2 separate regions of the Homo sapiens genome follow, and region 1 is linked to region 2. Evidence: chromatin loops called from intact Hi-C (ENCODE). Cell type or tissue: heart right ventricle. All regions are shown on one strand. Links, peaks and the distances in the headings refer to the core of each region. The heading gives the core; the rest is flanking DNA.

The links. Peaks named below come from ENCODE experiments on the same cell type or tissue, not always from the same donor. Only the 100,000 strongest peaks of a DNase experiment are listed, where the experiment ranks them.
Region 1: a loop joins it to region 2, with 3 times the contacts of the local background. A loop is called at or near these places in 5 of 110 quality-filtered maps.

Annotation. Positions count from the first base shown.
Region 1 is chr16:24,653,998-24,670,268 of GRCh38, forward strand. It overlaps LINC01567 (long intergenic non-protein coding RNA 1567), which reads right to left. Exons shown (of 3, transcript NR_122072.1): 2 at 10,841-11,028; 3 at 7,425-10,007. It also overlaps a transcript of TNRC6A not described here. Among named protein-coding and RNA genes, the nearest start is that of LINC01567, 8.9 kb to the right of the region's middle. RefSeq lists an enhancer at 8,807-9,036. In heart right ventricle, for the core only: no CTCF peak of the experiment used is centred there; no DNase peak of the experiment used is centred there.
Region 2 is chr16:24,602,164-24,618,434 of GRCh38, forward strand. It overlaps the pseudogene LOC107984829 and a transcript of TNRC6A not described here. Among named protein-coding and RNA genes, the nearest start is that of LINC01567, 61 kb to the right of the region's middle. In heart right ventricle, for the core only: no CTCF peak of the experiment used is centred there; a DNase peak (open chromatin) is centred at 7,808; H3K4me3 peaks cover 1,191 bases; H3K27me3 peaks cover 2,798 bases.

The sequences.
Region 1 (16,271 bases), core at 4,689-12,688, 52 kb after region 2:
AGGATCAAGTGATCCTTTCACCTCAGCCTCCCAAGTAGCTGGAACCACAGGCATAGCCACCACACCCAGCTAATTTTTTAATGTTTTGCAGAGATGGGGTCTCAATATGTTACCCAGGCTGCCATGTGCACTCAAATTTGGTGCACTCAAATTCCTGGCCTCAAGCAATCCTCCTGCCTTGAACTCCTAAAATGCTGGGATTACAGGTGTGACCCACTGCACTTGGCTTATTAGCCAATGTTAACATATTAAATGAATCTATATATTGCTAGGCAGAGCAGCTTACAAAATGCCAGAATGCATAATCAAACTGGACAGGCTCAATGAATGATTACACTGTGCTTAATGGCTAAGCTCAACACCTTGATATAGCTTTATGATTTGCAGAAAATTTTTAGTAATAGTCCCTATAAGAATCACCTGTAGACCAGGTACGGTGACTCACGCCTGTAATCCCAGCACTTTGGGAAGCCAAGGCGGGCGGATCACCTGACATCAGGAATTCGAGACCAGTCTGACCAACATGGTGAAACCCCGTCTATACTTTAAAAATACAAAAATTCGCCAAGCATGGTGCTAATGTCTGTGGCATGCACCTGTAGTACCAGCTACTCCAGAGGCTGAGGCAGGAGAATCACTTAAACCCAGGAGGCGGAGGTTGCAATGAGATGAGATCGCACCACTGCACTCCAGCCTGGGTGACAGAGTGAGACTTCTTCTCAAAAAAAAATTAATAAAAAATAAAAAATAAAAAAACACACAACAACAGAAAAGAATCACCTGTAATTTAAAGTAAATTTCAGTAATTTTACTAAATTACTAATTTTAACCTAAAACTCACCAATTTTGGACAAAATCAGACACATAACCAAAAACATTCTGGACAGAATATTATTTCACGGTAGATGGTATAATTTCTCCCAAAGATAAAAACATTTATGATCATCTATGAGGTAAAGAAAAGGCTGGGCACAGTGTCTCACGCTTGTAATCCCAGCACTTTGGGAGCCCAAGGTGGGTGGATCACTTGAGCCCAGGAGTTCAAGACTAGCCCGGGCAACATGACAGAACCCCATCGCTACAAAAAATACAAAAATTTAGCTGGGCATGGTGGCAGACGCCTGTGTTCCCAGCTACTCAGGAGGCTGAGATGGGAGGAACACCTGAGCCCAGGAGGTAGAGGCTATAGTGAGAAGTGATCGTGCCACTGCACTCTAGTCTAGGTGACACAACAAGATCCTGTCTCAAAAAAAAAATTTGAAAGGCGGGGGGGAACACTGATAGAAAAAAAGATTTTGTCAAAAAACATGAAATTCTGCTTTGTGGTTTTAAAGTATTTTCACTATAATCGCCATTTATTTTTATTATAGGCCTTAGATAAGGGGAACAGTCTTTTAAGAGTTATTCCTGGCCAAGCATGGTGGCTCATGCCTGTAATCCCAGCACTTTGGGAGGCCAAGGCGTGTGGATCACCTGAGGTCAGGAGTTCGAGACCATCCTGGCCAACATGGTGAAACCCCGTCTCTACTAAAAATACAAAAGTTAGCCAGGCGTGGTGGCACATGTCTGTAATCCCAGCTACTCGGGAGGCTGAAGTAGAAGAATTGCTTGAACCTGGGAGGCGGAGGTTGCGGTGAGCCAAGATCGTGCCACTGCACTCCAGCCTGGGCGACAAGAGTGAAATTCTGTCTCAAAAAAAAAAGAGTATTTCGGTAGAAATATAAGAATTGTTGACAAAACTAAAATTGAGCTAAAGATTAACAAACTATTCTCAGTCTGAACGAACAAAATACAAAAGAAACAGGATTTAAATAACAGAATTAATAAATGTTAGATAATAGATACATAGCAAGAAATATAGGCCTGGTGCCCTGGCTCACACCTGTAATCCCAACAGTTTGAGAGGCCAAGGCAGGAGGATCACTTGAGGCCAGGAGTTTGAGACCAGCCTGGGCAACCTACGGAGACCCTTGTCTTTACAAAAAATTTTTAAAAATTAGCCAGGCATGGTGGTGAGTGCCTGTGGTCCCAGCTACTCAGGAGGCTGAGGCAGGAGGATCACCTGAGCCTGGGAAATGGAGGCTGCAGTGAGCCATGCACTACCACTGCACTCTAGCCAGGGTGACAGAACAAGACCTTGTCTCAAAAAAAAAAAAAAAGAAAAGAAAAGAAAAGAAAAATGAGGCCGGGCGTGGTGGCTCAGGCCTGTAATCCCAGCACTTTGGGAGGCCAAGGCAGGTGGATCACCTGAGGTCAGGAGTTCGAAACCAGCCTGGCCAACATGGCAAAACCCCGTCTCTACTAAAAATACAAAAAAAAATTAGCTGGGCATGGTGGCGCATGCCTGTAATCCCAGCTACACAGGAGGCTGAGGAAGGAGAATCGCTTGAACCCGGGAGGCGGAGGTTGCAGTGAGCCAAGATCGTGCCACTGCACTCCAGCCTGGGCAACAGAGCGAGACTCCATCTCAAAAAAAAAAAAAAAGAGAGAGAGAGAGAAAAAGAAGTACATATGCTTTTCAAAAATACATAGAACATATATTTAAAATGATAATATATCAGGCCAAATAAAAACTTAAAAAAATTCCAAAGGCAGAAATTGCACAAGTCAAATTATCTGTTAAAAACAAACTATAAATAAATAACACCAGGTTAACAAAAAGGGCAAAATATTTAGAACTTTTAAAAATCATTTATAGAAATTATTTTGGGGGAAAGAGGAAATTAAAATGGCAGCTTCTGTTTATGTACAAAACAACAAAAGGAACCCTACCTTTCAAAACTGATAAGATGTAAACAACCCTGTAATCAGAGGCAAAATTGTTATGTTAAGTGTTTCTATTAAGAAAGAATTTTAAAAATAAAATGTTTCACATAAAAGAAGTATGAAAAAGAACAAAATGACCCAAAGTAGCAGGTAGACAGAATCAAACCTAATAAAAGCAGACATTACTGAAACAAATAATAGAAATAAATGTTAAATAAAACCATGACCTGGGTCTTTGATAAGATCAATAAAATAAAACTCTAGAGAGGCGGGGCATGGTGGCTTACACCTGTAATCCCAGCACTTTGGGAGGCCAAGGCAAAAGAATCACTTGACCCCAGAAGTTGGAGAACGGCCTGGGAGACATAGCAAGACGCTATCTTCTACAAAAAATACAAAAATTAGCCAGGCATGGTGGTGCATGACTGTGTTCCCAGCTACTTACTTGGGAGACTGAGGCAGAAGGATTGATTGAGCCTGGGAGGTCAAGGCTACAGTGAGCAATGGTCACACCACTGCACTACAGCCTGGGTAACAGAGTGAGACCCTATCTCAAAAAAAAAAAAAAAAAAAAAAAAACAAACAAACAAAGAAACAAACAAACAAAACCTCTAGAGAGACTTATCAAGGAAAATAGAGCACATATTTCAAAGTTTGGAAATAAAGGCCGGGCAGGCGGCTCATGCCTGTAATCCCAGCACTTTGGGAGGCCGAGGCGGGTGGATCACTTCAGGTCAGGAGTTCAAGACCAGCCTGGCCAACATGGTGAAACCCCGTTTCCATTAAAATACAAAAAGTAACCAGCCATGATGGCACGCACCTGTAATCCCAGCTATTTGGAAGGCTGAGGCAGGAGAATCGTTTGAACCCAGGAGGCAGAGGTTGCAGTGAGCTGAGATCGTGCCACTGCACTCCAGCTTGGGCGACAGAGCAAAGCTCCATCTCAAAAAAAAAAAAAAAATGGAAATAAAAAATGGAGTTTAGCCAAAAATGCAGTGGAGACTTAGAAAGCTGTAAGAGAATATTTTGTCAATTCTATGCTAATAACATTGCATTTTTGAGATAATTTTATGCCACTTTTTTTTTTAAGCCAAGTTATATGGTGAATGTTGCTTACTAGTAGATTTCCTAAAACAGCATTTCCTACATTCCTAAAATATGCTGGGTTTTCTTTGGTACTATCTTATTTAAGATAAGATATTCATAAGTGAGTTTTGTTATATAGTTGTTCTTTGTGACATGATTTTCAGGTTTTGATGTGGCTTTGACAAAAAGTATGAACATCTTTTATTTCTCCGTGCCTGGATACAATTTATATAGAAGCAGAATTGCTTATTTCTTGGCTATTTGGAAGACTTTATCTAAAACTCCTGTGGGTCTGGTGAATTTGGGGTGGGAAGCTGGTTAACATTTACAGTTTTGTTTCTGCTTGCTGTTTTATTTCAGAGTTCTAAAACTGTGGACAATTAGTTACATTTTTCTAGAAAATAATCTACTTCATTCAGATTTTCAAATTTCATTGCACAGTTTTGCAAGGTACAAAGCCATTTCATTTCCTCTTTGTTATGATATTTCCTCCACTCTGTTTCTTTGTGTTTGTTTGTTTGTTTTTGAGGCAGAGTCTCACTCACTCTGTCCCCTAGACTGGGGTGCAGTGGCACGGTCTTGGCTCACTGCAACCTCTGCCTTCCCAATTCGAGCAATTCTCCTGCCTCTACCTCCCAAGTAGCTGGGATTACAGGCATGTGCCACCATAACCAGCTAATTTTTGTATTTTTAGTAGAGACAGGGTTTCACCATGTTGGCCAGGCTGGTCTTGAACTCCTGACCTCAAGTGATCTACCTCGGCCTCCCAAAGTGCTGGGATTACAGGTATGAGCCACAGAGCCCCACCCACCCTGTTTCTAATGTTGTGTTTTTGAGCTTTCTTCCTCTTTTTTTCCTGATTAGTTGACTTTTCAATTATTTATTTTACTCTAACCAACTCACCCCAAAGAGTTTGCTCTTACATTAATTAATTCTATTTTTTTGTGTATTTTCTTTTCTTTTTCTTTTTTTTTGTTTTGAGTCAGGGTCTCACTCTGTCACTCAGGCTGGAGTGCAGTGCAGATCATTGCTCACTGCAACCTCTGCCTCCCTTACTCAAGCGATCCTCCCACCTCAGCCTCCCAAGTAGCTGGGACTATAGGCGTGCGCTACCACACCCGGCTAATTTTTGTATTTTTTGTAGAGTTGGAGTTTTGCCATGTTGCCCAGGCTGGTCTTGAACTCCTGAGCTCAAGCAATCCACCCGCCTCAGTCTCCCAAAGTGCTGGGATTACAGGCACTTTGCAGTAGGACCCATTGCACCCCACCATTATTTTATTTTCTAATTCGCCCATTTATTATTTTATTCCTTCTTATTTCTTAGAATAATTTGTTGTTTTTCTAACTTCTTTGAGTGAATACTAAACTCACTTACTTTCTTTGTCCTTCTCTACTTATGCCTTTGTTTAGGGCTCTGTTCTACTTAACAATCCAGTTTTAGTCATAGGACAGAGGTTTTGCTATGTATTAATTTCATTTTGTTATTCAAGATGTTGAGAAATTTGGGTTTAAATTTTTTCTTTGATCTGTCTGTCTCTGTGTCTCTCTCCTCGTGCCCTCAAAAAACGCTCCCTTTTACCAAGTGGTGGGTGGTAGAATTTTCCCCTTCCAATTTTGTTGGTCTTGCTCTGTTACCCAGACTGGCTGCAGTGGTACAAACATGGCTCACGGCAGCCTCTGTCCCCTGGGCTCAAGCAATCCTCCTCCTTCAGCCTCCCAAGTAGCTGGAACTACAGGTGTGCACCACTATGCCAGGATAATGTTTGTATTATTTGTAGAGACAGGGTCTTGCTATGTTGTCCAGGCTGGTCTCAAACTCCTGGGCTCAAGCAATCCTCCTGTCTTGGCCTCCCAAAATGCTGGGATTACAGGCATGAGCTATCACACCCAGCCCTATCTTTCTTGTACTGTGACTAGAAAGTGGTCTCTACTCTTTCTCCATTTTGAATTTTGTTAAGATTTTCTTCATGGCCTGATACATCATCTATTACCATGAAAATTCCATAGGCACATAAAAGATGTATCCTCTATTATTAGTGCATAGTATTCGACATAAACTACAAAGTCGGCCTTATTAAATATACATTGAGATCCTCTAAATTTTTATTTTTAATTTTTTTATCTACTGCAAGCTGGGAGAGGTGAGCTATAGTCATATGTTAGTCTTGGTGTCTGTTGGAAGCTGATGCTGTAATTATTTTGATGCCATTTTATTTTATTTTATTTTTTTAACTTTTTATTTCTGTAGGTTTTGGGGGGAACAGGTAGTGTTTGGTTACATGAGTAAGTTCTTTAGTGGTGATGCGTGAGATTTTGGTGCAGCCATCACCCAAGCAGTATACACTGAACCCAGTTTGTAGACCTTTATCCCTCACCCCCTTCCTACCCTGTCCCCCTGAGTCCCCAAAGTCCCTTGTGTCATTCTTATGCCTTTGCATCCTCATAGCTTAGCTCCCACTTATGAGTGAGAACATACGATGTTTGGTTTTCCATTCCTGAGTTACTTCACTTCGACTAATAGTCTCCAATCCCATTCAGGTTGCTGCGAATGCCATTAGTTCATTCCTTTTTATGGCTGAGTAGTATTCCATCATTCATATATATATATATCAGATTTTTAATCCACTCGTTGATTGATGGGCATTTGGGTTGATTCCACATTTTTGCAGTTGTGAATAGTGTGAATTGTGCTGCTATAAACATGCGTGTGCAAGTTTGATGCCATTTTCTGTTGTGTTCTCACATTGAAGCTTTAGCCTAACTCTTAGTGCCCTTTGTCATTATAAAATGCCCCCATTTGTCTAGGTTGCCTCCCTTAACCTTAGATTCAACATTGTCTGATATTAATATCATGAATTCAGCTTTCTTTTTCTTTTTTCTTTTTTTTTTCTTTTTTTTTTTTTTTTTTTTGAGACGGAGTCTCGCTCTGTCGCCCAGGCTGGAGTGTAGTGGAGCGATCTCGGCTCACTGCAAGCTCCGCCTCCCGGGTTCACGCCATTCTCCTGCCTCAGCCTCCCGAGTAGCTGGGACTACAGGTGCCCGCCACCACGCCAGGCTAATTTTTTGTATTTTTAGTAGAGACGGGGTTTCACCGTGTAAGCCAGGATGGTCTCGATCTCCTGACCTCGTGATCCACCCATCTCGGCCTCCCAAAGTGCTGGGATTACAGGCGTGAGCCACCACGCCCTGCCCAGCTTTCTTCTTCTTAACCTTTATCTGGTATGTCTTTAAGAAAAATTTTTTTTCAATAGCTTTAGGGGTACAGGTGGCTTTTTGTTATGTGGATGAATTATGTAGCGATGAATTCTGAGATTTTAGTGCGCCTGTCAAAGGAGGAGTGTACATTGTACCTAATGTTCAGTTTTTTACCCTTAGCCTCCCTCCCACCCTTCCCCTTCTGAGTCTCTCAAGTCCATAATATCACTGGGTAAGGTATGTCTTTGCTTATACTTTTAATTTCAGTTTTCCTAAGAAACTGTATGGCATATTTTTTTTGTTTTCAACCAAAGTCAGGTTTTGCCTTTTTGACCTCACCTAAAAGTCTTTCTCTTTAAATTGCTTTGTTTTGTTTTGTTTTGTTTTGGAGACAGAGTCTCACTCTGTCCCCGGTCTGGAGTGCAGTAGCGCCATTTTGGCTCACTGCAACCTCCGCCTCCCAGGTTCAAGCGATTCTTCTGCCTCAGCCTCCCGAGTAGCTGGAATTACAGGCACCTGCCACCACACCCAGCTAATTTTTGTACTGTTAGTAGAGACGGGGTTTCAACATGTTGGCCAGGATGGTCTCGATCTCTTCACATCGTCATCCGCCCGCCTCGGCCTCCCAAAGTGCTGGGATTACAGGCATGAGCCACCTCACCTGGCCTACATCCTTATTCTTTACAGCATAATATTCTGTAGTGTAAATGTGTCACACTTTACCATACTCTTATTGAGGGTGCAATTAACTCATTAATGGATCAAGTAATTAATGCCCAGTGTGGCAAGGAAACAGAGACACGATCATGTTTCTACAGTACTGGTAGAGTTTTTAACTGATACAGTCCCCAAAAGGTATAAGATATCAAAGATCTTAAAAACATATGTACTCTGTAGTCCTAGTTGCTTAGGAGGCTGAGGAAGGAGGACTCCTAGAGCCCAGGAATTCAGTGGTGCGGTGAGCTATGATTGCACCACTGCACTCCAACCTGGGCAATGGAGTGAGATACTGCCTCTAAAAACCAAGCAACCAACATACAAAAATCTGTGCTCTTTAATTCATGTATAGAAATTCCACGTATAAAAATTCCATGTATAGAAATTTATCTTAAGATAATTATATGGCTGGGCACGGTGGCTCATGCCTATAGTCTCAGCACCTTGGGAGGCTGAGGCAGGAGGATTACTGGAGTCCAGAAGTTCCAGAACAGCCTAAGCAACATGGTGAGACATCGTCTCTATTTAAAAAAATACAAAAAAACTCCCCGTCTCTATAAAAAGTACAAAAAGTTAGCCAGGCGTGGTGGCGCACACCTGTGATCCCAGCTACACAGGAGGCTGAGACTGTGGAATCACTTGAGCGTGGGAGGCTGAGGCTGCAGTGAGCCATGATCGTGCCGCTGTACTCCAGCCTGGGTGTCAGAGCAAGACCCTGCCTCAGAAAAAAACAAAAAAAAAAGGATAATTAGATAATTATAGAAGAGCCTAATGATTACTCTGCAAGAATCATTATGGGTGCCTTATTTGGAAGCGTAAAAATGTTGGAAATAACCCAAATATCCAGCATTAGGGGAAATGGTTGAGAAAATTACAAATCCATCCAGTGGAATCTACAGGGCCATTAGCAGTGCAAGCAGGTGGTGAAGGGACCTTCATCTTATTTGCAGAGAGGCCATGCATAGGCATGCTAGCAGGTGTATTTTTCATTGTACTTTCACTGACCTTACAATATGTGGAAATGGTTCTTCAATTCTGGCAATAGAATAACTCCTCGTCCTGGTTCTGGTGAAGGCATGACAGCTGTGGGCATGCATGTGTGTGCTGGTGTATATGCACACACACATACATGCTCAAACTCTTAAACAGGAGCTTCTGCAAACGTGTAATAAGCTGGAGAAAGTCATTTTCATCAGCATCACCTCCATGAAGAGCACTGGGTTTATTTGAAAGAAATTTCTTGATGAATTGCTTAGAAGAGGATATGAGATCACAAATGATCTCAGTGTGTTCAGAACTGCCTTGCAAGAGGCAAGCAGGGGCCTCTTTCAGTTTACTCCAGAGGAAGTGAGAAAACAGAAGAGGGAGTGGGAAGATGTGTCGGGGAGTCCCCAAGACACGCTCAGGTATGACGATTTGCTGCAAAGAATCGCAGAACTCAAAAAAGCTGTTGTATTCACAGTTACAGCTTAACACAGTGGAAGGATGCGGATTAAAAATCAGCAAAGGGGCCAGGCGCGGTGGCTCATGCCTGTAATCCCAGCACTTTGGGAGGTCGAGGCCGGCGGCCTTGTCACTTGAGCTCAGGAGTTCGAGACCAGCCTGGCCAACATGGCAAAACCCCGTCTCTACTAACATATAAGAATTAGCCAGGCATGGTGGTTGGCACCTGTAATCCCAGCTCCTTGGGAGGCTGAAGCAGAAGAATCACGTGAACCTGGGAGGTGGAGGTTGCAATGAGCCGAGATCCAGCCACCGCACTCCAACCTTGGTGACAGAGTGAGACTCCATCTCAAAAATAAATAAATAGATAAACAAAATCAGCAAAGGAAAAAGGTGCTCAGGGCAGAATCCAGGCAGGAGCTTGCAGCTGTACCCTCCTAGATAGTCATATGTGCAGTGCTTAAGTCTCCCAGCAATGATGTGTGACAACACACGCAAAACACTGCCAACCAGGGGAACTCACCTGAGCCTTAGTGTCCATGGCTTTTCTTGGGGATCAGTTACCCAGTGTCCAGCCCCTCCAGAGGTCAGGCTGATACAGCATGACCGCAGGCACCCACCATAAATCATGTTGTTAGCATCAACTACCCGGCATGGCCCAAGGCCCCAGATATACAGAAGCCCTCTTATCAGGCAGAATATTTTAAGCCGTTAGCAGTTATCCTGCAGGAACAGGTGAAGAGCCAGTCCTTCCTCTGAGATGTGCAGGGTTTAACCATCCCAAGCCTCTTGAGATAACCCTGTAGTGAACAGAAGAGAAGGGGAAATGAAGGTAAGGAGGCTGGGAGTGGTGGCTCATACCTGTAATCCCAGCACTTTGGGAGGTGGAAGCAGAGGCGGGTGGATCACCTGAGATCAGGAGTTTGAGACCAGCCTGGCCAACACGGCGAAACCCCATCTCTACTAAAAATACAAAAATTAGCTGAGCATGGTGGCGCTCACCTGTGATCCCAGCTATTCGGGAGGCTGAGGCAGGAGAATCGTTGCACCTTGGAGACGGAGATTGCAGTGAGCTGAGATCATGCCACTGCACTCCAGTGTGGGGGACAGAGTGTGACCCAAATAATAATAAAATTCCAAATAATAAATAAATAACAATATTTATTATGTATTATTAATTTAATAAATTCATATTATAAATTTATTAAATTTATAAATTTAATAAATATGAATATAATAAAAATAATATATTTTATTTTTAAATATAATAAATATAAATATAAATATAATAAAAATAAATATAATAATATATAATAAATATAATATATATATTTTTAAAATATAATATATTTTTAATAATATATTTTAATTTATTTAAATATTTTAAATATATTTATTTTAAAATATAATAAATATAAATATATATTATTAATAAATATATTTATTAATAATAAATTTATTATTTATTATTTATTATTTATGTCTCCAAATAATAAAATAAAAAATAAAGTAGGGAGAGATCAGAAGACTCTTGTGTATAGGGTGCCTTGCAGTAATCCCCAAATCACACACACACACACACACACACACACACACACACACACACACAAAACCTATAAGAAATCCCAGAAACCTTTCTGTAAATGAAGGTCGAGTTTTGCATCAGAGAAAACGTGTTTGATTGAGGCCAGGGTGGTGGAGAACGGAAGTGACGACAGACAGAAGCCAGCAGAAGTAAGGCACGAGGCTCCACAGAATCACGGGATGGTTGCAGCCAGATTCTAACATCAGAGGGGCAGGATTTGAAGTGGAGAGGCTGATCTGATGAGGAGGAAGGACAAACTAACTTATTTATTTATTTGTTTGTTTATTTATGTTAGAGACAAGGTCTCACTCTGTTGCCTAGCCTGGAGTGCAGTGGTTCGTGCAATCATAGCTCACTGCAGCCTTGAACTCCTGGGCTCAAGCCATCCTCCCACCTCAGCCTCTCGAGTAGCTGGGACTACAAGCTCATGTTTTTAAAACTGGCTAATTTTTTTTTAATTTTTCTTATAGACACGGGATCTTGCTATGTTGCCCAGGCTGGTCTTAAACTCCTGACCTCAAGCAGTCTTCCTGCCTTTGTCTCCTAAAGCGCTGGGATTACAGGCATGAGCCACCACATTCAGCCTGGAAAGAATTGGTAAATGGCCCCATCCCAGTTGAGTCAAAGACTCAGAGAATCAGGGCAGAGCATTAGGTTTTCATTGCCTTTTAACTCATTGGGTGAATCTAATGTGTAGCCAGGGTCAAGACCCACTGCTCCAAGGTGTTTTCTTCACAGTCATAACAATAGTCTTGTTCCATATTACCTTAAAATAGTTTCTCAACCTCAGCACTATTCACATTTTGGGTAGGATAATTCTTTGTTCTGAGAGGCTGTTTGGTAGATTGTAGGATGTTTCTTTGGCAGTATCCCTGGCCTTTACCCCACTATAGTCTAGTAGCACTCCCTTCCCAGTTATGACAATAAAAAATGTCTCCAGACATTGTCAATTGACCAGTCCTAGCTGGTCAAAATCTCCTCTGGTTGAGAACTACTGCCTTGCAAGAATTATTGAAGTTGTCACTTGTGGAAAATTTGCTTGCAGGGACAAATCTTTCCCTGCAACTCGTCTGTCTATGCTCTGCTAGCATATCAATCAAATCTTTGTGAGGTGTTGGTGGTGGTGCGGGGCAGCTGATTGAGGTTCCTTTTCAGTGGAAAGTTGTGAGTGGTTGTACTGAAGAAATGGTACATGCCAGCATAAATGGGAAACCTTCTGAGTGTTTGTGAGAAATGATGTTCAAGAGAATAAGTGTGCCAGGAGCGGTGGATCACGCCTGTAATCTCAGCACTTTGGGAGGCTGAGGTGGAAGGATGGCTTAAAGTCAGAAGTTTGAGACCAGCTGGGGCAGCATAGCAAGACCCCATCTCTACAAAATTTTAAAAATTAGATGGGCAGCCAGGAGCAGTGGCTCATGCCTGTAATCCCAGTACTTTGGGAGGCCAAGGCGGGTGGATCACGAGGTCAGGAGATTGAAACCATCCTGGCTAACACAGTGAAACCCCATCTCTACTAAAAATACAAAAGAAAAAATTAGCCAGGCGTGGTGGCAGGTGCCTGTAGTCCCAGCTACTTGGGAGGCTGAAGCAGGAGAATGGCATGAACCCGGGAGGCAGAGCTTGCAGTGAGTCGAGATCGCGCCACTGCACTCCAGCCTGGGAACAGAGCAAGACTCCGTCTCAAAAAAAAAAAAAAAAAAATTAGATGGGCATTGTGACACATGCCTGTGGTCCCAGCTACTCAGGAGGTTGAGGTGGAAAGATCACTTGAGCCCCAGAGGTCAAGGCTGCCAATGAGCTATTGGCACTGCACTCCAGCCCAGATGACAGAGCAAGACCCTGTCTTAGAGAAAAAAAAAAAAAAAAAAAAAAAAAAAAAATATATATATATATATATATACATATGGCAGGGGCAGGGGCAGTGGTGACAGCTGGAAAAAATCTCAACTCCAACATTTACTCACTGGCTTATCTTGGTTGTCTAGTTAGTTTTTACTAACCGAAGGCACTCCAAAACTTAATTGCTTAAAAAAACACCACTCTTGGCTGGGCATGGTGGCTCACACCTGTAATCCCAGCATTTTGGGAGGCTGAGGCGGGTGGATCATTTGGGATCAGGAGTTCGAGAGCAGCCTGGCCGATATGACGAAACACCATCTCTACTAAAAATACAAAAATTAGCAGGGCGCAGTGGCACGTGCCTGTAGCCCCAGCTACTCAGGAGGCTGAAACAGGAGAATTGCTTGAACCCAGGAGGTGGAAGTTACAGTGAGCCAAGATCATGCCACTGCACTCCAGCCTGGGTGACAGAGCAAGACTCCATCTCAAATAAATAAGTAAAAATAAAAAGAACACCACTCTTTACTGCTTATGAGTCCATTGGTCAGTGAGGGTGGTTTTTCTGGTCTCATCTGGACTTTTTGATGTATCTGTGATCAGCTGCTGGCTGGAGTGGTGGCTCTGCTGACCTTGGCTGGGCTCTGTCCCGTGCCTGGGCCTCAGCTAGGACAAATGGACTCCTCTCATCCTGCAGAAGACAGGCCTGGCCCCCTGCACATGGCAACAACAGGGATCCCAAAGTATTCCCAGGAAACTGACAAGGCCTCTTGAGGCCCAGACTCAGAACTGACCCATCATGCCATCTGCTGCACTATTGTGGTCCAAGTAGATCATAAGGCCAGTAGGCAGGAAAACGGATTTCTCTCTTAATAAGAGGAGCTGCAAAGTCACTTAGTAAAGTGACCACAATGTGACAGACAGGGAGGGGAGGAGAACTGTGGTCAATCTACCACATCTGGGAAAAGTACTGAACCTCATTAAGCCTCAGTTTTCTCATCTGTAGAATAGAAATAGTATTACCTACCCCCCAGTTGTTATGAAGATTCAATGACTAGCGCATAGTTAGTGCACTACTAATGATAGCTATTATTGTTGTCATATCGTTCCACTGTTTAATATATTTCAGTATGTTGGGCATGGTAGCTCACACCTGTAATCCCAGCACTTTGGGAGGCTGAGGCAGGAGGATGACTTGAGGCCAGGAGTTCAAGACCAGCCTGGGCAACATACCAAGAAAATTTTTTGAGTTAGCTGGGCGTGATGGCACATGCCCATAGTCCCAGGTACTCAGAAGGCTGAGGCAGCAGAATCTCTTGGGCCCAGAATTTTGAGGCTGCAGGGAGCTAGGATTGCACCACTGCACTCCAGTCATGGCAACAGAGCAAGACCCTGTGTCTTAAAACATTACATATATATAGGCTGGGTATGGTGGCTCACGCCTGTAATCCCAGCATTTTGGGAGGCTGAGGCTGGAGTATCACCTGAGGTCGGGAGTTCAAGACCAGCCTGACCAACATGGTGAAACCCCCTCTCTACTAAAAGTACAAAAATTAGCCAGGCGTGGTGGCGCATGCCTGTAATCCCAGCTACTTGAGAGGCTGAGGCAGGAGAATTGATTGAACCCAGGAGGTGGAGGTTGCGGTGAGCCAAGATTGTGCCAAGCCAAGATCATGCCATTGCACTCCAGTCTGGGCAACAAAAGCAAAACTCCATCTCAAAAAAAAAAGAAAAAGAAAAAAAGAAAAGAAAAGAAAAATAAATTACATATATATATGTATATGTATATTTCAGCGCTTGCACTTTACTCAGTGAATAAGTGCAATTTACAAAGCCTTCATGATCTGGGCCAGTCCCTCGGCTCTACCCGACTTCCCCCACTGGGCTTCAGTGCCTCTGAACTACTTAAGCAGTCTGAAACTGGCATCACGCTTGCCTCCATTTTTATCACCAAGGCCATGCTTTCCACCTGGCATTGGCCACCGGAACAATTAGACTCAGCAGAGATGCAGTCTGCTCTAGGGCCTACTTCTTACCCTGCCTTTCCCGCCCCCTCTGAGAAGAGGTAATTATTCACCCTTAATTAAGGCCAGCCATGACCTTAGATGGGAAAGAACATGGAACATTTGATGTCATTGAATTACTCAGTGAGAAAGTCATTCTTCCTTTGGTTGCTTTGCAGCACTTCTGATTAAAAAGGAAAAAGTTTCATTTTGTGCTAGTGTGCCTTTAACACCTCTCTGAGCCTTGCCAACCTCCCTTTGAACAGAGTGAGCCTGAGTCTCTGAAAGTTCAACAGGAAAAGGGTATTAGCTGGAATGCGACGACACAATTAGTCTCGTTGTTTTTATTTTTATGGGTTTTTTTTTTCATGGCAAGTGATGCTAATTTCACATTTTCCACAGTGCGATCCAGATTTCTTCAAACCACATTTATTTGACCAATGAAAGGGGGATCAATTTAAAGAGAAATAAAGCCTTAAATAAATAACAATGTGAGTGGTACTCAGGACTAAAATAGAGAGGGGAAACTTGAGGGATGAGTTTGGGAAAATCCTGAAATAGATCATCTGTACAATCTCTTCTAATAAAAATCCTGGCGGGGCATTCACACTTATAATCCCAGCAGTTTGGGAGACTGAGTTGGGTGGACTGCTTCAGCCCAGGAATTCGAGACCAGCCTGAGCAACATAGTCTCTACAAAAAATTTAAATATTAGCTGAGTGTGGCAGCGTGCCCCTGTAGTCCCAGCTACTCAGGAGGCTGAGGTGGGAGGATCACTTGAGCCCAGGAGGCAGAGGCTGCAGTGAGCTCAGATTGCAACACTGCACTCCAGCCTGGGCAACAAGCAAGACTCTGTCTCAAAAAAAAAAAAATCCTATAGCTCCCATAGGATTCCCTGGTTGTTTGTTGAGTCATGCCTTTGTTGGACACTAGATTCACAGTCTATGAGGGCAGTGACTGTGTCTGGGCAGTGACTGTGTCTTCTCAGCCTTTGCTCCCAGCTCCTTACAAAAGTGCTGGCAAATTCAAGCACTCCAGTACCATTCGTGGGAGAGGACTGAGTCGCCAGTGATTCATCATCCTGTCCTCAGCTGAATTGTGTAATCCCCATGGTGCTGGCAGGAGGAGGAATAACAGTACTTGTTTTAGTAGTAAGAGTAGTAATAGTAATAGTAGCACCAACAGTAATAGAAGTAGTTGTTATAGTAATAATAGCAACCATTTACTGGGTTCATTATATGAGCCAAGTATTAGGCTTAATGCTATATGCATCCACTCATTTTGTTCTCGTTATGACCCTATGAGGCAGCTACTTTTTTTTTTTTTTTTTTTTTTTTTTTAGACAGAGTCTCACTCTGTCACCCAGGCTGGAGTGCAATGGCGTGATCTTGGCTCACTGCAACCTCTACCTCCCAGGCTCAAGCAATTCCCATGCCTTAGCCTCCCTAGTAGCTGAGACTACAGGTGCATGCCACCATGCCCAGCTAATTTTTGTATTTTAAGAAGGGACGGGGTTTCACCGTGTTGCCCAGGCTGGTCTTGAACTCCTGAGCTCAAGCAATCCACCCACCTCGGCCTCCCAAAGTGCTGGGATTACAGGCGTGAGCCACCACACCCAGCCAGCTGTTCTTATTATCTCC
Region 2 (16,271 bases), core at 4,783-12,782:
GGCAGTGGTACAATCATAGCTCATTGCAGCCTCAACCTCCTGGACTCAAGTGATCCTCCTACCTCAGTCTCCCAAGTAGCTGGGACTACATTCATGCACCATCACACCGGGCTAATTTTTTTTTTTTTTTTTTTTTTTTTTTTGTAGAGATGGGTTTTCTCTACCATGTTGTCCCGGCTGGTCTCAAACTTTTGAGTTCAAGTGATCCTCCCACCTCAGCCTCCCAAAGTGCTGGGATTACAGGCATGAGCCACTGCACCTGGCCTTTTATTATTATTTTTTTTTCTTTTGATACAGGATCTCACTCTTGTCACCCAGACTGGAATGCAGTGGCGCCAACACAGTTCACTTTCAGTCTCGAACTCCTGGGCTCAAGCAATCCTCCCACCTTAGTCTCCCGAGTAGCTGGGACTATAGGCACATGCTGCCACATCCAGGTAATTTTTAGGTTTTTTGTAGAGACAGGGGTTTTACCATGTTGCGTAGGCTGGCCTCAAACTTCTGAGTTCTAGTGATCCTCCTACCTCAGCCTCCCAAAGTGCTGAGATTACAGGCGGGAGTCACTGCGCCTGGCCAAAGTGTTTTTTGTTTTGTTTTGTTTTGTTTTTGGTTTGAGATGGAGTTTCACTCTTGTTAACCAAGCTGGAGTACAATGGCATGATCTCAGCTCACTGCAACCGCCGCCTCCCGGGTTCAAGAGATTCTCCTGCCTCTGCCTCTTGAATAGCTGGGGTTACAAGTGCGTGCCACCATGCCCGGCTAATTTTTTGTATTTTTAGTAGAAATGGGGTTTCACCATGTTAGCCAGGCTGATCTCGAACTCCTAACCTCAGGTGATCCACCTGCCTTGGCCTCCCAAAGTGCTGGGATTATAGGCATGAGCCACCGCACCTGGCCCAAAGTTTGTTTTTAAAGTTTGTTTGGCTGGACTAGAGTTGGGTTTAGTCTAGGACTATTTTGGTCCCACCACGGAGGTAAAACACTTCTGAGTATCCTACCTGATAGATGCTGTGTGAATTATGAAGCTTTGCATTCTAGGGTAATGGGCAAAAATTACTCCTGGCCATATGTGGCCCTCTAATCCTTTTGGTCAGGTCTTTTTCTAACATGCGTGTCATGATCTGTACTCCACTGAAGACTTGAGGGACATCTCTGCAGATCTTGATCTCTGTGCGGCTCTCTCCTCTCCAGTACCTGCCCTACAAACTCTGTCTTCCTTGGCCTCCCTGGACTCCCTGCTCTGTCTCCTCATCTCAGGGGGAACACCAGCCTCAGTTTGAAGTCCACCTCTCTGCACTGCAATTTGGAAACTTCCTCTAGGCAGTAATATGGGGCAATCATAGAGCTCACCTGGTTTGTTTCCCTTCTCTCATATATCCCTGCCCTTTGTTATCTGATGTCCAATGTCTTAAATACTGTTGTTGTTGTTGTTGTTGTTGTCGTTGTTGTTGTTGTTGTTGTTGTTTTGGGACAAAGTCTCTCTCTGTCGCCCAGGCTGGAGTGCAGTGGCGCAATCTCAGCTCACTGCAGCCTCCGTCTCCCGGGTTTAAGCAATTCTCCTGCCTCAGCCTCCCAAGTAGCTGGGACTGCAGGCAAAGTCACCATACATGGCTAATTTTTTGTATTTTTAATAGAGACGAGGTTTCACCAGGCTGGTCTCGAACTCCTGACCTCAAGTGATCTGCCCGCCTCAGCCTCCCAAAGTGCTGGGATTAGAGGTGTGAGCCACCATGCCCGGCCAAAACTGTTGTTTTATATATTTTATCTTGTTTGTTGTTGTTTCAGGGAAAAGAGTATACCCAGTTTCTGTTATGTCATCTTAATTGGAAGCAAAAGGCACTGCTTCTTTCTAAAAAGTTAAGCATAAAGTTTTATTAATAATCTCCATCCAATTATTTTATTATATGAAATTTATAGGAGTCTAATCCTGCACTTTCTTCTGTCTCCTAGTGCTTTGTAATTTATAACATGTTTTATAATTTTGGATTATAAACTCATCTGCAATGGGAACATAATCTGTGGGAACTCTGTGAGGTCTGGGCTTAGTGAACTTACCTCTAGATCACTTTTATATTTGCCTCTCTGAGGCTCCTCTCTTTCTATGTTATTTCTTATTTTTGGTATTCCAGGGCCATAAAAGTAATGTATGTTCAGACATCAAAACCACTTGAGAACAGGCCTTGGTTATTAATTATCATGGGAGTATTTTTTTTGCCTTGACCCAGAATTCAGGTCAAGTCACACAAGCTTCCGTGTTTCTCTGGGCTTAAAGGTGATCTTTTTTTGTTTGTTTGTTTCACCATGTATTAGTTAGGGTTCTCCAAAGAAGTAGAATCAGCATGAGAGAAAGAGATTGATTTATCCTGAGGAATTGGCTCATGCAATTATAGAGGCTCTGAAGTCTCACAAGTCTGCTCTCTGCAAGCTGGAGATCCAGGGAAACTTGGGGTGTAATTTGGTCCAAGTCTGAAAGCTTAAGAACCAGGGTAGCCAATGGTGTAAATCCCAGTCCAGAGGCTGGACAAGATGAGATGAGGTGTTCCAGCTCAAGAAGGCAGGCAGGAAGCAAAAGGGGAAATTTCCTCCTTCTTCCACCTCCTTCCTCCACCACAGATAACCCTTTTGTTCCATTGAGATTGAATGATTTCCACCCACATTGAAGTGGGCAATGTTCTCTACTGAGTCCATCCACTGAAATGTTAATCTCATCCAGAAACATTCTCACAGACACATCTAGAAATAATGTTTAATCTGGGCACCCCGTGGCTAGTCAATGTGACACATAAAATTTACCACCATGCACATTTTCACTGAGGATACAGCACTTTTAAGAGTCCCAAGCTGATGTGGAAGTTTCCACTCCCAGGCACAAGACTTTGTCTCCTGTACCTGCTTGGAGTTGCAACCCAGCCTCCCAAGGCTGCCATGTCCCTGCCAAGCACTAAATCCCCAGGGTGGATACAGCGTTAACTCGTATGCCTAGCTCTCTAGTTTTCTGGGGTTTTTTCTTCCCTTTTTAAAAATTATTATTATTAATTTTTTTAGATGGTCTCGCTGTGTCTCCCAGGTTGGAGTGCAGCGGCATGATCTCTGCTCACTGCAACCTCTGCCTTCCCCCGTTTCAAGCAATTCTCTTGCCTCAGCCTCCTGAGTAGCTGATATTACAGGCACATGCCATCACACCTGGCATTTTTGTAATTTTAGTAGAGATGGGGTTTTGCCATGTTGGCCAGGCTGGTCTCGAACTCCTGGCCTCAAGTGATCTCCCCACCTTGGCCTCCCAAAGTGCTGGGATTACAGATGTGAGCCACTGTACCTGGCCCTTTTTTTAAATTAATAACCTGTTTTTATTATACCAGTAACACCAACTCCTTGTAGGAGAACAGATGAGCCAAAAGAAGAAATAATTGTTAAAGTCTGTGTACATACTACCAGGGCAAGACTTTCTAAATAGTCAAAAACCAACAGATGTTGGCGAGGATGCGGAAAAAAGGGAACGCTCACACACTATTGGTGGGAATGCAAATCAGTACAACCTCTATGACAAACAGCATGGAGATTTCACAAAGAACGAAAAATAGAACTATCATTCTACCCAGCAATCCCACCACTGGGTATCCACCCAAAGGAAAAGAAATCGTTGTATCCAAAAGATACCTGCACTTGTATGCCTATCACAGCACAGTTCACAATAACAAAGACCTGGAATCAATCCAATGTCCATCCATGGGTGACTGGATAAAGAAAAGATGGTACATGATGGGATACCAGTCAGACATAAAAAAAGAATAAAATCATGTTTGATTTTATTTATTTATTTATTTGATTTTATGTATCCACATGGGTGGAACTGGAGGCCATTATTTTAAGTGCAAATAACTCAGAAACAGAAAGTCAAACACCACCCATTCCCACTTACAAGTGGGAGTTAAACAGTGTGTACACAGGATCATGGAGTGTGGAATAAGAGACACTGAAGACTTGAAAAGGTGGGAGGGTGGGAGGGGCTGAGGAATGAGAAATTACCTTTTGGGTACAATGTACACTATTTGGGTGATGGGCACACTAAAAGCCCAGACTGCCACTATATAATATATCCACGTGACAAAACTACACTTGTACCCCCTAAATCTACAAAAATAAAAAATCAAATACTTTTCTAAAAGAACATTTAAGGACACCTGGTTTAAGCAAGCACAATTTAGTGAACTATGTAGTTTCAGCATACTCCTGTTACTACAATTCTTGCTAATAGCAAATATATACATGATACCTAGAGTGAACAGTGCCTCTCTCCCTCTAAATGTTAGGTCATGAGAGCATTATCAAGGCTTCAAAAGGAAAACTTTCTCATACACTGTATTCTTTTTTGAGACAGAGTCTTGCTTTGTTGCCCAGGCTGGAGTGCAGTGATGCCATCTCGGCTCACTGCAGCCTCCGCGTCCCGGGTTCAAGTGATTCTTGTGCCTCAGCCTCACAAGTAACTGGGATTACGGGCATGCACCATGGCCGGCTAATTTTTATATTTTTGGTAGAGACGGGGTTTCACCATGCTGCCCAGGCTGGTCTCAAACTCGACCTCAAGTGATCCGCCCACTTTGGCCTCCCAAAGTTTTGGGATTACAGGTGTGAGTCACTGCAACTGGCTGGAAAAATTTCTCATACACTGTATTCTAAATGTCCTATTTTTCTATCGGCTCTTTTGCCTTAGAAATAGAGACACTCGTTGCATCTTCCTTTGACAACCTTTTTTGGAGGGTCCATGCTGCGCATTTGGCCTTGCCCTTTAAAGTCCAGCATTCCCAGATACTCAATATTAATGTCTCCAATTATAGCTTGTTTGTAAAGTCCATCGAGTTTTTTCAGTTCTTTATTATCTGCTTTTTTTTTTTTTTTTTTTTTTTTTTTTTTTTTTTTTTTGAGATGGAGTCTCGCTCTGTCCCCCAGGCTGGAGTGCAGTGGCACGATCTCGGCTCACTGCAACTTCTGCCTGCCGGGTTCAAGCGATTCGGCTGCCTCAGCCTCCCGTGTAGCTGGGATTACAGGCGCCCGCCACCACCTGCGGCTAATTTTTGCATTTTCAGTAGAGACGGGGTTTCGCCATGTTGGCCAAGCTCGAACTCCTGACCTCAGATGATCCACCCACCTCAGCCTCCCAAAGTGTTGGGATTACAGGCGTAAGCCACTGCGCCCGACCCCTCATCTGGTCTTGTTGGCAGCTTCCTCACGTCTTCTGCAGCCTTGTCGATCAGCCTGCAGTGCCATGGTGGTGGCGGCCGCACTGCTGCTTCTGTCCCGGCACTCCCTTCTTTCTTTCTGAGGGCTCAGCTACACACTTAAAAGAATGTTGGTTATTTTATCCAGAATTTCTTTATGATTATTTTGTCTTTCATATTTGGTCCCCCATATTGTCAGAAATGGAATGTTTCCAGTTACTTCTTTTTTGTTTTTTGTTTGTTTGTTTGTTTTGGAGAGAGGGTCTCGCTATGCTGCCCAGGCTGATCTGGAACTCCCGGGTCCAAGTGCTCCTTCTGCCTCAGTCTCCTGGAGTAGCTGGGACTATGGGCTTGCACCACTGTGCATGATTAAGATTACTTCTTAACCTATTATCATCAGACTTGCACCTCCACAGCTTTACAGATGCTGTTCTTCAAAAACCATTGGTAACTGGAGCAACTGCCAAATTCCATGGGTGCTGTTTCAGTTAGGATGAGCTCCAATCACAAGTGATGAAATACAAAAAATCAACCATAAAGATGCTTGATTTTTCTAACATAGGTGGTCCCAGGGTCAGTTTGGCAACTCACTTCTATTGAGAACTTATGTTTTTCTGTCCTTCCACTCTGCCATCCCCAGAATGTCAGTGAAGATTTTTCACCTCATCGTCACATGATGGCTGCCTCCCATGACTACATCAGAGGAGCAAAAGGTGGGCCAGGCACAGTGGCTGAGAGAGGTCTGTAAGGAAGAAGTCCTTTTTGCTTGCCACCTTTTGCTACTTTTTGCTACTTTGCTACTTTTTTTTTTTTTTTTTCATCTCATCACTTTCAAATAAACTCAGACACCTGGGTGACTTTTCTCTGCTTCAGATTTACAATAAGTCAAGTTAAAGATTTTTTTTTCTTGTTGCCTTTCTTCTCCCTACCATTGATACTAAGATCTGATGCTCACTCGAATAATCAAAGAAGTAAACAAATTGTGCAGAGTTTGTTTGTTTGTTTTTAGACAGAGTCTTGCTCTGTTGCCCAGGTTGGAGTGCAGCTGCACGATCTCAGCTCACTGCAACCTCTGCCTCCCGAGTTCAAGAGATTCTCCTGCCTCAGCCTCCTGAGTAGCTGGGATTACAGTTAGCCAAGATTGTGCCACTGCACTCCAGCCTGGGCAACAGAGCGAGACTCCGTCAAAACAAAACAAAACAAAAACACCACAATTCTTCTTTGCTCAAAAAGGCCCCCACCTGCAGAGTGCCAGCAAATCATACTATCTATCTACAAAGGAAAGCAGTCTGCACAATTTGTTTACTTGTTTGATTATTCGAGTGAGCATCAGTGCTTAGTATCAATAGTAGGGAGAAGAAAGAAAGGCAACAAGAAAAAAAAATCTTTAACTTGACTTACTGTAAATCTGAAGCAGAGAAAAGTCACCCAGGTGTCTGAGTTTATTTGAAAGTGATGAGATGCAGTTTCCTATATTGGGCAGAATAGGGGAGTGGGGCGGGAGGTAGAAGTGAAGTTCAGGTTTAGACAAATAGAGGATTCACATCTTTGCACACTTGAGTTTGTGTGACTCTGGAATTTTGCATCTGCCAGATCTGTTTATGATTCTGTTGCCTTTAACAGACGACAGGCACCTCAAGAACAGAGATGTGGCTTTATGCATTTCTTTAACATGTCTTCCCTCCCTTCCATCTTTCTCAGTGCCTAGTACGAGACCTGCAGCATGTTAGGTGCTCTACAAAAATATTTGTTTAATAAAAGATCGAGTGAATGAAAACATGAGCAAAGGAGGTTACTACAATGGGAAGAAACAAACTTAACCGATTTTTTTTTTTTTTGAGACAGAATCTTGCTCTGCAACCTCCACCTCTGGGTTCAAGCAATTCTCCTGCCTCAGCCTCTCAAGTAGCTGCGATTACAGGTGTGTGCCACCATGCCCAGCTAATTTTTTATATTTTTAGTAGAGATGGGGTTTCACCATGTTGGCCAGGCTGGTCTTAGAACTCCTGACCTCAGGTGATCCACTCACCTTGGCCTCCCAAAATGCTGGGATTACAGGTGTAAGCCACTGCACCCCGCCAAACCCAGCTGATTTTTCAGTCGATTTAACTGTATCCTCATTAAGGGAAGAAATGGAGAGATGTACATATGTATGAGAGAGAGAGACAGAGAGAGAGAGAGAGAGAGACAGAGAGAGAGAGAGACAGAGAGAGAGAGAGAGAGAGAGACAGAAGGGAAATATCTGCAGAGAGAACAGAGCTATGATCACTAAGTAGAACAGAGGCAGCCTAATCGCCTAATCAGATACCCAGTCGGGGCCCCACCTGACTCCTACTGCAGCTGGGGGGTGGAGGGACTAGAAGGTTCAGCTGGAGTGGTCTCCCCTTCTGCAGCTCCAGTCTCCCCACCTCCAACCCCCACTGCCACTGCCCCGTGAGGAGGCTTGGAAGCTGTGGGGAGGGGAGGCAGCCGAGTTGGGCTTCTAGAACGAGGCGGGATGGTGTGAGCTCAAACGCCCTGCAATTGCTGGAGCAACAGCGGCGACACTTGAGTTATTCACAAAGGCTGGAATTCAAATGAGGCTGGCACCGCTCCAAGTCGCAATAGCTTAGGAGGAGAGAGAAAGGCATATTAACTATTCATCAAGGTCTTCGCGTTGCATGGGCTCTGAGGGTTCTCCATCTGCGTCCCTCCCTCTGTCACTGACTGGGGGTAGGGGGCGGGGGGTCCCCCAGAAGCACTTTATCTGTCAGTCTGTGAGCGGGGGCTGGGGGTGGGGGACTGAAGTTAGGCAGATTTGTCTCATCACATGATGGGGGACCTGTATCATGTGATGGCTCCGGTGATGTTGGAGGCGGCATGTGACTCCCAGGGCTACGTGGGTTCAAAAACAATTTAATACAAAAACACAAGCAGGTTCCCCTCCTCTCCTTTGCCTTTGGTCTGGCTCTCCCCATCGCTGGGTTCAGTGCCTGACTGAATGGAAAACCCGTCGTCTTGCAGCCACTAACCTGTGAGCGCCGGGTACCTGGAGACCAGGCCCCTCTGCTGGGGGCCCCCAGGAGCGGTGCCCCATCATTTTGCAGCCCACTGACTCCCAGCCTGGTAAGTTACTGCACACTTTCAGCAATTATCTGCGAAGCTTTCCTCAACTGCCTCATTAGCATGCGCAGGGCACCCTCGCTGGGCCCGTTGGAAGGGAAGTGCCTGCCGGCTCTGGGGAGCTGCGGCTCTCGGGCCCTGCCAAACAGACGCAGCCTTCCTAAGGAGCAGCGCTGCGCTGGCTCTGCTGGGGTGGAAGGAGCTTCTCCTTCGCTGTCCTCCCTCTCCCTTCCCAGCCCATCTTATTCCGAGCCTCTCCTCTCTCTATCTTACTCCTCCTAACCTCTCTCACCTCTCACCTTCCCCCTTTCCACCCCCTGCCCTCAGATTTATTTATTTATTTATTTATGACAGAATCTCGCTCCGTCGCCCAGGCTGGAGTGCAGTGGCGCAATCTCGGCTCGCTGCAACCTCTGCCTTCCGGGTTCAAGCGATTCTCCTGTCTCAGCCTCCCGAATAGCTGGGATTAGAGGCGCCCACCGCCACACCCGTCTAATTTTTTTGTATTTTTAGTAGAGATGGGGTTTCACCATGTTGGCCAGGCTGGTTTCGAACTCCTGACCTCCGGTGATCTCCCCGCCTTGGCCTCCGAAAGAGCTGGGATTACAGGCATCAACCCCTGAGTCCAGCTGGATTTTCTTTTTTATTCACATACCTTTCTGTCTCCCACTGATTTTTCTTAGGAGTTCCTCTCATCCTCTAACCTCGCTTTTTAAAATTATTTTTCTGGATACCTAGATTTTTGTCCTTTCTGGCCAGAGCCTGAAAGAACAGCTTCTAAGGACTTGGTGATTGGAAATGTACCTTCTAAAAAAAATTCTTTTTTCACTAAGACAGTGTAGAATGCCCAGTTCCCGCTGTGTGTACGTGCGTGCACATATGTGTTAAAGGAGATGGATACATTGCTTGGGGCCATCAGAACTGTTTCCTGGGAGGTGGTTTCTTGGCTCCACACCCCAGCTCAGCAAGGGAATGATCAAGTGATAGGAGGCACAGTTACAGCAGTCAGGAGACAAGGCACTCGGACCCCAAACGTCTGACTCTCTGTGGGAGAAACCAGGGCTCAAAGCAGGAGCAAAAAATCTAGTGCTGGATGCGCTCGGGCATCGAGAGGCATCTCGTAGAGCTGGCTCCGAGTTTGAGGCCACACCTTTGCAGAATGAGGCAGCATGTGAGCGATTTAGTTCAATGTAATTGCAGTGGAGATGGACAGGGAGAGGACAGATTAGAATGATGTTTAAGGGATAGAAATAACAAGTCTTGCAGATATATTACATATATTAGTTGAACCATGGGGAAGCCAAATGTGAATTGTGAAATTATGGCAGTGGCTGGACACAGTGGCTCACACCTGTAATCCCAGCACTTTGGGAGGCTGAGGCAGGCAGATCACCTGAGGTCAGGAGTTCGAGACCAGCCTGGCCAACATAGAGAAAACCCCATCTCTACTAAAAATACAAACAGTAGCCAAGCATCGTGGTGCACATCTGTAATCCCAGCTACTCGAGAGGCTGAGGCACGAGAATCGCTTGAGCCCAGGAGGCAGAAGTTGCAGTGAGCCGAGATCATGCCACTTAACTCCAGCCTGGACAACAGATCAAGACTCCATCTCAATAAAATAAAATGAAATAAAATAAAGTAAAGTAAAATTAAATTAAATCATGGCAGTATCTGTAGCCCCAGAGAAAGGAGATGGTGGCTGTGTCAAAAGCTTTTGGTTCACTGTCATCTGAGCTATACCAACGTCTGTTCGGCAAGAAACTTTTAACAACGACAGAGCAGAATCCGCCGAGTGACTCGATGACAGGGTGCTATTTCTATCTCCATTTCCAAGATGGAGAAACTGAGGCAAGGAGCAGCTCATTAGGTCACTTGCTTAAGGGCACTCAGCTAATAAGTGATAGAGCTAGGATTTAAGCCCAAGCAGTTTTCTCCAGCGTCCACACAGTTAACCACCAGACAGCTTCGAAAGAAAGCTATCCAGGCTGGGCGCAGTGGCTCATATCTGTAATCCCAGCACTTTGTGGGGCCTAGGCGGCTGGATTGCTTGAACCCAGGAGTTCCAGACCAGCCTGGGCAACATGGCAAAACCTCATCTCTACAAAAAATACAAAAAAAAAAAAAAATTAGCTAGGTGTGGTGGCATGCACTTGTAGTTCCAGCTACTCAGGAGGAGGATAGCTTGAGCCCAGGAGGTCGAGGCTGCAGTGAGCCATGATTGCGCCACTGCACTCAGCCTGGGTGACAGAGTGAGACCCTGTCTCAAAGAGAAAAAAAATAGCTGTCCAACAGTTGCCATGTGACAGTTTGTGCAAGTTTGGGGCTACATTTGTGAACGAAACAGAGACACTCTATTCTCATGGGGTTTATAGTCCAGTGGGGAAGGCAGCTATTAAGTCATCACACAAGATGATATATTGTTTCAAAGTGGGGCATTTGCTAAGAAGGAAGGTAATAAGATATGATAAGAATATATAACTGAAGGCCGGGAGTGGTAGTTTACACCTGTAGTCCCAGCTACTCCAGAGACTGAGGCAGGAGAATTGCTTGGACCCAGGAAGGAGGCAGAGTTTGCAGTGAGCCGAGATCGCACCATTGCGCTCTAACCTGGGTGACAGAGTGAGACTCTGTCTCAAAAAAAAAAAAAAAAAAAAAAAAAGGAATCTATAACTGAAGACATACTTCAGTTGCGGGGGCATAAAAGTGGGGACAGAGTTGGTCAAAAGAGGCCTCTCTGATGATGCAATTTTTAAGTTGGGGTGTGAGAGAGGGGTAAGGGTCAACCAGGTGGCGTGTGTGAAGGCCTTGAGGAGGGCAAGGGCTCAAGAATGCTGGTGGACCAAACACATTGCATGTTTCAGACTGTGTTAGATGAGGCCATCCAGATTATGTGGAGCTCCAAAGCCCTGGCTAATGACTTGGATTTCATCCTGGGATCAATGAGCAACTATTAAAGCATTTTATTTTATTTTATTTTATTTTATTTTATTTTATTTTATTTTATTTTATTTTATTTTATTTTATTTTATTTTATTTTATTTTATTTTATTTACTTATTTATTTAGAGATAGAGTCTTGCTCTGTCGCCCAGGCTGGAGTGCAGTTGTTCGATCTCGGGTCACTGCAACCTCCGCCTCCCAGGTTCAAGCAATTCTCCCACCTCAGCCTCCTGAGTAGCTGGGATTACAAGTGTCTGCCACCATGCCCAGCTAATTTTCTTTTTTTTGTATTTTTAGTAGAAACGTGGTTTCGCCATGTTGGCCAGGCTAGTCTCAAAATCCTGACCTCAGGTGATCCGCCTGCCTTGGCTTCCCAAAGTGCTGGGACTACAGGCATGAACTACTGTGCCCAGCCTATTAAAGCATTTTAAGTAGGGAAGGAGCATACTTGGATTTGCAATACGAAAAAATGAACACAAGAGGTATATCAGTTTTTCTTGCATTACAGACCACCTCAAAGCTTAGTGGCTTCAAACAACCATCACTTATAACTCCTAACTCTGTGAGTTGGAAGTGGCAGCTGGGATCATCTGGGCACTGCTGCTGTCCTGGCCTGGGTTCATGGCCAGTATAGATAGTCTGCTGGCAGGTTGGTTCAGAGTTGGTTGTTCGTGGATGATCTCACCCAGGTGTCTGCTGATTGGCAGGGGCAATTGAAATTGACCAGGCCACGTGTCTCCCTAGCTAGAGGGCTAGCCCAGTCTTTCATATGACAGCTGGGTTCCAAACGCAGCAAGAGAAGGGAAGCCCCAGTACACAAGCATTGTTCAAGCATTTGCTTGCATCGTGTTTGCGAGGCCCCGTGGGCCTAGACAAGTTACGTAGTCAAGCCCAGAGTTAGAGGATGGAAAAAGATACCACTTGTTGGGTGGAGGTACAAAATATTGTGTCTCTTTTTCTCAGACTACTACATGAATTCAAAAGGCTAATAAGCTGGACACTGTCTCCCTCTAATATTGGGAGAAACTGAAAGCCAAGAGGAAATTTGAGGCCAATTTTGTGATTAGAGATACCCTCAGAACTATCATCTATCAGACTTTGCTTTTTGCTTGGAACAAGCACGGGTCTGTTTTGGATATGGATTAGAAGGTGGGTGTGGTGAAATAAGATCTCTTCTCACGGGATTTTTTTGGGAATGACTTGGAGTCTTTTGAGATTGTTCCCCGTAATGAAATTTGGGCCATATGGAACTCAATGCCTTCAGTGTTCTAGGCAAGGCAAGAGCACATGCAAAGGCCCCCAGGCAGGAAGCCTGGGGCTTATTTGGGAAACAGAAGGAAGGCAATTTAATTTAAAGTAATTGCAGTGGACCAGCACGGTGGCTTACGCCTGTAATCCCAGCACTTTGGGAGAACGAGGCAGGTGGATCAACTGAGGTCAGGAGTTCGCGACCAGCCTGGCTAACACAGTGAAACCTCGTCTCTACTAAAAATACAAAAATTAGCCAGGCATGGTGACCGGCACCTGTCAGCTACTCAGGAGGCTGAGGCAAGAGAATTGCTTGAACCCAGGAGGCGGAGGTTGCAGTGAGCTGAGATCTCCCCACTGCACTCCAGCCTGGGTGACAGAGTGAGACTCTGTCTCAAAAAAATAAATAAGTAATTTTTAAAATAAATTAATTGCAGGGGAGATGGAAAGGGAGTGGACAGATGAGAATAATGTGTAAGAGGTAGAAATAACAAGTCTTGCTGCTGGATCACATAGAGTAATTGAAGGAAAGGCACATATTAGAGAAGGCTCACAGGTTGATAATTCCATGTACTAAGATGGAAAGAAAGACTAGGAGAGGAGAAGAGTATTTTGTTGGGGGAGAGGGCAGGAAGATGTCAACCATTCCGTGCTGAGCCCAGTAGACTTGAGATCCCGTGAGACATCCAGAAAGATATACCCTAGACAGTGGGATATGCTCAAAGAGGTTTAGACTTCATATGTAAATTTGGAGACCAGCTGAGATCACTTAGAGAGTGTAAAGAGAGAAATCAAAGAGAAGTGAGACTAGAACTCCAGGCTGCCCACCATTTAGAAATCAGATAATGGAGGCATCCATGCAGGAGGTGGAAAGAGGAGGGAAATCGGAGTGTGGGCTCATGAAGCCAAGAGGGCAGAATATTTCAGGAAGGAGAAAGTGACCAACTGGGTTGAATGTTGCTGAGACGCTGAATAAAATCATCATCTTGGAGAGGGGGAATGAACATTCTAAAGTGAGCAGAGGGTTGCTGGGCAGAGTGCTTACTGAGAACCCAGAGCATGTGTTTCAAGTTGTAGCTGGGTGTACTGGCTCATGCCTGTAATCCCAGCTACTCAGGAAGCTGAGGTAAGAGGATCCCTTGAGGCCAGGAGTATGAGACAAGCCTGGGCAACATAAAAAGTAACCCACCCACCCACCCCCCAACACACATACCCCTACATGCTCTAAATTTTTTAATTTAATTAGCCAGGTATGGTAACACAAATGTAATCCCAGCACTTCAGGAGGCCAAGACAGGAGGATTACTTAAGGCCAGAAATTAGAAACAAGCCTGGGCAACGGAGCAAGACCCTATCTCTAAATTTACTTTTTAATTAGCCAGGCATAGTGGCACATGCCTGTAGTCCCAGCTACTCAGTAGACTGAGATGGGAGGATTACCTGAGCCCAGGAGTTCTAGATGAGTCTGGCCAACATGGTGAAACCTGTCTCTACTAAAAATACAAAAATTTGCCAGGCGTGGTGGTGGACACCTGTAATCCCAGCTACTCAGGAGGCTGAGGCACAAGAATCACTTGAACCCGGGAGGCAGAGGTTGCAGTGAGCTGAGGTTGCGCCACTGCACTCCAGCCTGGGAGACACAGCGAGATGCTGTCTCAAAAAAAAAAAAAAAAAAAGAAGAAGAAGAAGAAGAAAAGAAGATTGTTTAAAAGGTATTGTTGCTTAACTCCTAAATACATAAGGGAAGGTAGTTCTCTTTTGCTTATTAATTTTTTAGGAGAAAAAGGCATACAAATTTATTAATGTTCATAAACACAGAAGCCACGCAAAATATGAGATTCTGTTATTTCTATCTTGACAACAGTCAGAAAATATACTCTATATGTTTTTATTCTTTGATATTTGTTAAGAGACTCTTTTTGACCCAGCATATGGTCAGTGTGGGCAAAGCTTCCATATGCACTTGAAAATAATGTGTATGGCCAGATGCGGTGGTTCATGCCTGTAATCCCAGCACTTTGGGAGGCTGAGAGGCGGGTGGATCACCTGAGGTCAGGAGTTCGAGACCAGCCTGGTCAACATGGCGAAACCCCGTCTCTACTAAAAATGCAAAAAATTAGCTGGACATGGTAGTGCATGCTACTCAGGAGCCTGAGGCAGGAGAACCGCTTGAACCCTGATGGCAGAGGTTGCAGTGAGCCGAGATCATGCCATTGCACTCCAGCCTGGGCCACAGAGTGAGACTCCACCTCAAAAAAACAAAATGTGTATTCTGCAATTGTTGGGTATAAAATTTTATATATGTTAGGCCAAACTTGTTAATCATATTGTGCAAGTCTTCTGTAACCTTCTTGATCTTTTGTGTGTGCGCTTGTTTTCTCAGTAAGAGAGAGAAATGTGCCAAAATCTTTAACTGTAATTATAGATTTATCTATTAGTTTTTTTGAGCATCTTTTTTTTTTTTGGCAGGTTGTGGGGATGGAGTCCCACTCTGTTGCCCAGGCTGGAGTGCAGTGGTGCAATCATAGCTCACTCCAGCCTCCCACTCCTGGGCTCAGGTGATCCTCCCACATCAGCCTCCTGAGTAGCTGAGACTACAGGTGTATGTCACCACACTTGGCTAATTTTTAAAATATTTTTTGTAAAGACTGGGTCTCACTACGTTGCCCAGGCTGGTCTTGAACTCCTGGGCAATCCTCCCACCTCAACCTCCCAAAGTGCTGGGGTTACAGGCATGAGCCACCACCCCTGGCCAAGATAATTTAATAATCCTAATGCCTAGTGTGATTGTGTGATTAAGAATTATGCTTCTTTTATTGCTTCTTGGCCTTTTGACTCAGATCAAATATGAAGAAATATGCTTCTTTTATTAATTGTATTATTTATACAACAAACTTATATAGCACTTACCCTGTGTCAAGTATGTTATTACTAAAAGCTCATGTAATCCTCATAACAACCCCAGGAGGTAGGTATTGATATTATACCCATTGCAGAGATGAGGAAACTGAGGCATGGAGAGACTAAATAACTCACCCAGAGTCATGTGCCTTGTAAGTGGTCAAGCCAGGCTGTGTTATCTCTCCTCTGTTCTTCAGCTACGCCTGCTGAGAATGAAACAGTTCATATCCACGGATGAGGAGGGCATCCTATCCCCTGCACAGTTCTGGAGATGTGTAGAAGACATTTGATTTTATCTATGCCTCTTAATTTGAATTAATTTTTTTATTTTATTTTATTTATTTATTTTGAGACAGAGTCTCACTCTATCGCCCAGGCTGGAATGCAGTGGCATGATCTCAGCTCGTAACCTCTGCCTCCCAGGTCCAAGCGATTCTCGTGCCTCAGCCATCTTAGTAGCTGGAATTACAGGCGTGCGGCACCACACCCGGCTAATTTTTGTGTTTTTTTATTTGTTTATTTGTTTGTTTTGTAGAGATGGGGTTTCGCCATGTTGCCCAGACTGGGTCTTGAACTCTCAGCCTCAAGTGATCTGCCCGCATCAGCTTCCTAAAGTGCTGGGGTTACTGGCGTGAGCCACTGCGCCCAGCCCATGCTTTTTTCAAGGCTGTGACTGAGCCACCTTCTGTTAGGAGTAATTACAGAAAACATCAATTGAACACTTTGCATGTGCCAGCCACTGAGCTAGGTATTTTACCTAGTGGTATATCCTATTTTCTAAACAGTACCCTACTCCTGGTAGGCTCTCAGCAACTATTTGTCAAATAAATGTGGAATGACTTTAATCCCCATAGCTTTATGGTGT